Regions from separate parts of the Homo sapiens genome. Here region 2 is linked to region 1. Evidence: chromatin contacts called from ENCODE Hi-C data. All regions are on one chromosome and are shown on one strand. The core of a region is the stretch at or near the end of the contact, and the rest is flanking DNA. Distances in the headings are between cores, read along the strand shown. Region 1 holds the start of NSUN2 (NOP2/Sun RNA methyltransferase 2). Region 2 holds the start of ROPN1L (rhophilin associated tail protein 1 like).

Region 1 (3,833 bases), core at 149-2,648:
GGAAGAGCTGGCTGAAATCAGTGACTCATAAAGCTGCAAATCGCAAATCGCATGAAAACTTGCGTAGCAATATAATGTTGATAAAAGCACCAGGTACTAGAACATTAGGATGTTTGCAAAGTATACCCAAGCTCTTTAACAGCAAATGCAGTACCAAGAAATATAATTCAAGTGATAGAGATTAATATCCCAAATAAATATTCGGCATGAAGCACTGTGGTACCTACCAACTCAGTGGCTGTGGAACTTCAACTTTCTGACCGTCCACCTCCAGGTCCTCCAATTCCTTAAAATATTTGTTCTTTAAGCAATGGAGAATCTCTTTTGCGTGGCTATTGAAAAATAAGGAAGTTTCAAACTGATCTAAAAAACTAAGTTAATACATTGTATCTTCTTAAATTTAAGACTGCAAGTGTTTTAAAACTAAAACCAACTTTTGCATGGAGAGTAAACATTCTTTAGTCACTACTTTTACACTGTATGCCTTCAAAATTTAAGCAATCCACACTGTTTGAGCCCTAAGAGCAACACTGCATTCCTTCTCTCCTAAGCATATCCTACCGTTAAGTTTTACTTGCGACTCATTTAGAAAGATGTAACTACAAAGATGGAGGGGGGGCGCGGAGGAGGGGAGAACCAAGGGGTTTTATGCATTCTCTATAAATTCTCTTACGTTCCAAAAGGTAAGACCCTCAGCTTCCCTCCTGGAAGATTCCCCAGGAGCCGAATCTTCCTCAGATCTCATTTTCATTTCGTCTTCTAACCTTGCGCCTGCAATACCTCCGTGACCATTTCATTGGACCCTGTGCTCCCCACCTCAATGCTTCCTGAATCCAAACCGCTGAAACGCCACGGTTCTCTGGCACTGTAACACTTGTCGAAGAAAACACCGTCGCCTTTAACCTCCAGCATCCTGGCCCCAACTCCCAAAAAATCAGGCACTGCCTCCCTACCTTTTGTAACCAGTAATTCTTAAAGTGGCCGGGAGCGGCTCCCTGAGAGCGTCCATGAACTGGCCCCACTCGCCCTCGGGCACGATCTTGAGCTCCTGGTAGTAGTGCTCGAACAGCTTGTTCTCCTTGACGATCTCGGGGTAGCCTCCTTCCCAGCCCTGAGGAAGGAAAGAGACGTCTACCCCGAGGCCCAAGGAGCCGCCCCCTCGCCGCCGCCTCGCAGGCCTCGGGGTCCGGGAAGCCCAGGAGGAGCCCCTGGCCCGCCCGCCGGGTCCCGGCTCCTACCGCCTCGCCGCGCTTTCCACCACCCTCGGCGCCATCCTCCGCGTCCTCCGGCCGCTGCTGTTGCTGGAGCCGCCGACCCCGCGACCGCCGCCCCATAGCCCACGCGGCCGCGCACGCAGCACGCAGAAACCGGCCCGCCACGGCCAGAACTCTAGCCCTACACCTCCCGGGACTTCCGGCCGGAAACCAAGGCCCCACGTGTCCGGGCCTGGTCCTTTCGGGGACCTTTGGGGACCGTCCAGGAATAAGCCCAAAGCGCACAACCCGTCTTTCAGAAAAGCGGCGTGACAGGGAAAACAGCGAACAGCTCTAAGGGGAAAAAAATGCTCCAGGAAGCAGCCACAAAGGCGTCTCCGCGCGAAGCGCCCAGGTTTCCCACGCGGGCTCAAGGAGCTCCGCGGACAGCCTGAAGCCGCGCGTGCGCAGAGCGGCGCGGGGTTACTGCGGCCCCGGCGTGGGTGGGGCGCTTGCAGGTCCCTCCCCGCGCAAGTGCTCGCCCCGCCCCCGGGGCCGCACCCACAGCCCCGGCTACCCCGGAGAAGCCTGACTTGAGAACCCTTTCTGCAGAGTCCCGGCAGTGCGGGACTCCGGTAGCCGCCCCTCCGGTAGCCGCCCCTCCTGCCCCCGCGCCGCCGCCCTATATGTTGCCCGCCGCGGCCTCTGGGGCATGGAGCACGCTGCCCAGCCCTGGCGATGGCAACGGCGACGGGGGTGGCGGAGGAGCGCCTGCTGGCCGCGCTCGCCTACCTGCAGTGCGCCGTGGGCTGCGCGGTCTTCGCGCGCAATCGTCAGACGAACTCAGTGTACGGCCGCCACGCGCTGCCCAGCCACAGGCTCCGAGTGCCGGCGCGGGCCGCCTGGGTGGTGCAGGAGCTGCCCTCGCTGGCCCTGCCGCTCTACCAGTACGCCAGCGAGTCCGCCCCGCGTCTCCGCAGCGCGCCCAACTGCATCCTCCTGGCCATGTTCCTCGTCCACTACGGGCATCGGTAACGTCCCCGGCCCCCGGCCCCCTACCCTACTCCCGGCCCGGCGTCCTCTCCGACCCTCCCCTCACTGCCCGGTGCCCTCTCCCCGAAGCCTCCCCCACCCAGATGCCCTCTCCCTGCCAGATCCCCCGGGGCGTCCCCCATCTGCACGGGTGCCCTTCCCCGAGTCCCCCGGCCCCGGGAGTTTGGAAACCAGAAGGGATTCGTCTGGAAAGGGCGGGAAACAAAGGACTGGAAGGGAGTGATGGAAAAAAACATGATGAAACTGATCTGGAAAGAGCCACTCAGTGGTCCTAGGTTTGGTTTCCTTAGCCGGGCGCGGTGGCGCCTGTCTGTGATCCCAGTTACTCGGGAGTCTGAGATGGAAGAATCGCTTGAACCCGAGAGGCGGAGGTTACAGTGAGCCGAGATCTCGCCACTGCCCTCCAGCCTGGGTGACAGAGCGAGACTCTGTCTCAAAATTAAATATATAAAAATAAAGAGTTAAAAAGTAAAAATGTAAAATAAAAATGAAGACTAGATTTTGTTCCCTTAGATCACGACTGTGGGGGCGGGGGGGAGGGGGTTGGCCTAGAGTCTAATGCTGATGGTCGGTCTTGAGGGCCACTGGTTTCTACTCCTTTCTGCCGGTTCCCCTTTTGGTATCTTTGGTGATGGTGGAGCTGTTTTCTCCCAGCCAAGTGATCAGCTGCAACTGGAAACCTGCTGTCCTAAAACTGCCTAGCAGTTTCTCCTTATAGGCTTGATCACTTTCAGAGACTTTCATGTCCACCTTATGCAAGGGACCCCAGGATTGTGGGGGTGGAAAGCCAGCAACCTTAAACCTTAAACAAACGAAGTCTTAAAGATGACTTCTAAATCTTTCAAGGTTTTTGTTTTTTTGAATATTTGAAAACTGGCTGTGTCTGAAATCTTCAAGCCTTCTAATAAGTTGGGGTTCTCTCCAGGTCGTATCTTTTGGCTTTTACACAGCCAAAGCAAACGACAGGTCGAAAGTTCAAAATTAAATTTTAAACGTTTTCATTCAGGCTCTGGAAAGCTTCACAGTTAAAAAGGATGTCTCTACACCCAAGGAAGTTGAACTCACTGGCTGTGTGACTATGGGCAGTTTACCCAACCTTTCTGATTTGGGGTCCCACCTTAAAACACTCACTTCCCAGAGAGACAGGAAGAACTCAGTGTGTGTTTATAAGCCTCTCTTCTTTCTCCTGGTGTCATGCATTCCAGCGAAGAGAAAGTACACAGCTCCACTACTTGGAACCAGTGTTGTACCCAGCACAGTTTTTGGTACCTGAGTTCCCTGAAAACCAGCACCTTACCCTGTAACTGGTGCAGTCTGTGTCCTCAGTGTGCTTTGATGACTTGCACTTTAAACAAGGGCAAGTCAACATTCATCAGAGGCTTAGTGAGTACTGTGTGCCTGAAACTCTTTACCATTGCTTTATTTTTTTTTTGGAATGGGATCAACCATTGCTACAATTTGAATATTAGTCAGACTTTGCTGTTTGTATATACTTTTCCATAAATATACCAGAAGCTGTATGTCTGTTTCTTTATGGCTAAAAGCAATCTCAGGTCAGAGTATTCGGTGCTATCCTAGTCCCATCAG
Region 2 (3,623 bases), core at 366-2,865, 3.8 Mb after region 1:
GCCAAAATAAAACCTGAAATCCCTGTCCTATTTCCCAGAGGTAACTGCTGTTAATAGTTTAGTTGTGTGCTTCCAGACATACCTTCACAGAATCATTTATCACAATAAAGGTGTCATACTATGCAGATTGTTTGACAAGATGCTTTTTTTCACTTTACACGGGCATCTTTTCATACCATTGTGTGGCCAGGCCATGATTTGTTTTCCAAAAGACATTTACCCAATTTATATGGTGAAGATTTTTGTCCATATTACTTTTTATAGTATTTCTGTAGGGTAAGTTCCCAGAAGTAATATTGCACGATCATCGAAAAATTTTAGTGTTACATTACTGCCCCATAAAGGTACTAATTAACATCCCTCTCAACAACATAGAAGATTCCTTTTTTTTTTTTTCTTTTTTTGGGTGGAGGGGGGCGGGGACAGAGTCTTACTCTGTCGCCCAGGCTGGAGTGCAGTGGTGCCATTTCTGCTCACGGCAACCTCCACCTCCCGGGCTCAAGCTATTCTCCTGCCTCAGCCTCCCAAGTAGCTGGGAATACAGGCACGCGCCACTACGCCCAGCCAATTTTTGTAGAGAAGGGGGTTTCACCATGTTAGCCAGGCTAGTCTCGAACTCCTGACCTTGTGATCAGTGCTGGGGTTACAGGCGTGACCCACCGCGCCCGGACGGATTTCTTGTTTTCATACTGTCATCAACTTTAAATACAAGTATTTTCAGTTTTTGCCAATGCTGTTAATTTAGAAATGTGTATGTATATATTGTCTGGTGGGTGTTTGGATGGAAACGATCAAAATCGGGCAACTTCCCCAGTTTCCTTGAAGGGAGTGCTTGCCATCGGCCCCTCTGGGAAGTAGCTCTCCGTAGTTCTCCATCTTCCTGTTTTGAGGAACGCAGGAGGAGGTGGATCTGGAGTCTCATCCATTCGGTGGCTGTTAACGGCAACTGCAGCAGCCAGCCAGGTCACCCCCTAAAGCAAAGTTAACCCCTTGCATGGTGCCTTGGTCAGCACCCACCAAATTCGAGGTTTCTCCTATCCTTCGACTCGAGGCTCTTTTGACAGATGTGATTTATTTCCTCCTAGAGCCAGTCACATTGGCTCAAGCAACCTATCGTAAGAAAACAAATACAATAGTGTTTTAGCTGGAAACTGCCCACTGTCTAAGCGGCTTTTTAAATTAAGAACTCAGGTTCACTACGGGATGGCTTAGGCCAGGGAACAGCATGTGCGAAGTTCGAAGCCCGAGAAGTTTGGAGGAGCGGCCCCAGGCGCAGGCGGGTCCCGCAGCGGGGCCCGTGCCGCCCAGGCGATCAGCCCCTTCACTTAACCCGCTTCCCTCCTAGCAGGCCCGAGTCCCCTAGCCTCAGCCTCACGCAGCCAGAGCAAGGGGAAGAGGGAGTCCTTCGTGAGTTCGCCGCTCACATTCGGCGGTGGGAAACCGATCCGAAGATGCTTTTGTAGGCGAAACGCTCAGCTCGCGCGGCTCTGAACCACCGGGGAGCAGCGGCTGCTGCTAGTCGGACTACGCCAGCACCTCCTTGTCCAGCCCGGGAGCAGCCCCGCCTCGCTCAGGGCCGCGTGCGCGTGCGCGGCTCCAGGGGCGGGGCCTGCTCGCGTCCCGGGTGCCTGGATACCGAGCGCGTCCGTAGTGGCGGCTGGCGCTAGGGAACTGCAGGGTCTAGGGTGTTGTCGGAGTGGCAGTTGGTCCGAATTTCTCCCGAAGCCCGCGGAGGAGCGGGTAAGAGCCCCGCGAATCCGGCCCCAACCTCGGGAACGGGATGGGAGGCGGCCCTGGCCGCAAGCCCCGCGCTGCTAGCGGGTCCACCGCGTCGTAGCCGACAGCCGCCCTTCTTCCTCGCAGCGCGCCGCGATTCACCAGCCTGGTCCCTTCTGCGGAGAGCGATGCCGCTTCCCGACACCATGTTCTGCGCTCAGCAGATCCACATTCCCCCGGAGCTGCCGGACATCCTGAAGCAATTCACCAAGGCTGCCATCCGCACCCAGCCGGCCGACGTGCTGCGGTGGTCCGCGGGGTAAGCGCCCTTGGCCCGGGGAGCTGTCCGGTCTACATGCCCAAGCCAGACGAGCCCAGAGAGCCCTCCTCCCGGACCAGGGGCCTTACGCGGCACTCAGCGTCCTTAAGAGTATCAGGCAAAACTTTCCCCTTAGCATTGGTGACATCTATACTTGAGTGTTTTATCTAGGAACCATTTCGATTTATCGACTATGAGACCCGAAATCATTGCAAAATGCTCACTTACCTACAACGTAATGGCAACTCAATTGTTTAAAAGTGTTTATGATGAAGATAGACTAAAACTTAACAAAGTAATTGCATTGGGCAAAAAAGTGTTTACATTATGTTAAAAAAATTACACGGTTGCAGTCACTTTGTGAAATGACTTTACAAAGAGGAATATTTTAGCTAAGTTCCTCATCTGCAGAGAGTCCTCTCAGAGCTATGTATACCCAGAGCTGGTTAAATTTATTAGAACCGGAACGACCGTGGTCATACTGAGGTCATCATCCCTAGAGTGCTCAGGGTAAACTGTCCAGCAAATGAAGCTTCACAGTTTATTTTTTGCCACAAACATTCCAACACTTGCCAGGAACAGACATTCATAATCTCAAAGTTACAAGTCAACAGATCTTAGAGGCATTAAAAGAAATCCTCTTGGTTTTACAGGAGAGCTCTTTGCCCCTTTTCAATAAACAGATGTAAAACAAAAACTCACTTTTATGATGACAAGAGTCAGCACAGGTGTAAATTTAATTTAAATATTTTAGTCATCAACATTTCAAATTTTGGCTGGGCTTGGTGGTTCATGCCTGTAATCCCAGCACTTTGGGAGGCCAAGCTGGGAGGATCACTTGAGCCCAAGAGTTTGAGACCAGCCTGGGTAACACAGCAAGACCCCATCTGTATTTTTTTTAATAAGAAAACTAATTTAAAAAGAAAAAAAACAGCCAAATTTTGCTGGCTTTAAACTCTATAACCAAAGTGAATTAGTTTCGTTTGGCTGCTGTAACAAATCACCACAAAACTTGACAGCTTAAAACACAGACATACATTTGGGCCGGGCGCGGTGGCTCACGCCTGTAATCCCAGCACTTTGGGAGGCCGAGGCGGGTGGATCATGAGGTCAGGAGATCGAGACCATCCTGGCTAACAAGGTGAAACCCCGTCTCTACTAAAAATACAAAAAATTAGCCGGGCGCGGTGGCGGGCGCCTGTAGTCCCAGCTACTCGGGAGGCTGAGGCAGGAGAATGGCGTGAACCCGGGAAGCGGAGCTTGCAGTGAGCCGAGATTGCGCCACTGCAGTCCGCAGTCCGGCCCGGGCGACAGAGCGAGACTCCGTCTCAAAAAAAAAAAAAACACAGACATACATTCTTGCAGTTCTGGAGGCCAGAAGTCCAAATTAGTTTCACTAGGCTAAAATCAAGGTGTTGACAGGGCTTTGCTCTTTCCAGTGGTTCTCAGGAAAACCCAGCTCGTTTCCTTGCCTTTTCTGGCTTCTAGAGCTGCATTTCTTGGACGCCTTGGCTCATGTCCCCTTCCTCCATTTTCAAGGCCAGCATCTTCAAATCTCCCTCTGCCTCCTTCTTCCAAGGACACTGGT

What was found. A loop is a pair of places that touch in the nucleus more often than their neighbours do. Pooled maps may share reads with other maps.
Region 2: a loop to region 1 is called in a pooled map, with 2.4 times the contacts of the local background. The contact joins the promoter of ROPN1L here to the promoter of NSUN2 in region 1. A Hi-C loop is called at or near these places in 4 of 50 pooled maps.

What each region holds. Positions count from the first base shown.
Region 1 is chr5:6,631,646-6,635,478 of GRCh38, forward strand. NSUN2 (NOP2/Sun RNA methyltransferase 2) reads right to left here and starts at 1,399. Exons shown (of 19, transcript NM_017755.6): 1 at 1,239-1,399; 2 at 954-1,111; 3 at 228-332. The coding sequence starts at 1,334. It overlaps SRD5A1 (steroid 5 alpha-reductase 1), which reads left to right and starts at 1,795. Exons shown (of 5, transcript NM_001047.4): 1 at 1,795-2,224. The coding sequence starts at 1,932. RefSeq lists enhancers at 1,495-2,006, 2,007-2,518 and a silencer at 1,642-2,031.
Region 2 is chr5:10,440,264-10,443,886 of GRCh38, forward strand. ROPN1L (rhophilin associated tail protein 1 like) reads left to right here and starts at 1,616. Exons shown (of 5, transcript NM_031916.5): 1 at 1,616-2,035. The coding sequence starts at 1,905. ROPN1L-AS1 (ROPN1L antisense RNA 1) reads right to left here and starts at 1,588. Exons shown (of 2, transcript NR_102746.1): 1 at 1,425-1,588; 2 at 472-1,110. MARCHF6 (membrane associated ring-CH-type finger 6) reads left to right here. Exons shown (of 26, transcript NM_005885.4): 26 at 1-125. RefSeq lists a silencer at 1,470-1,729.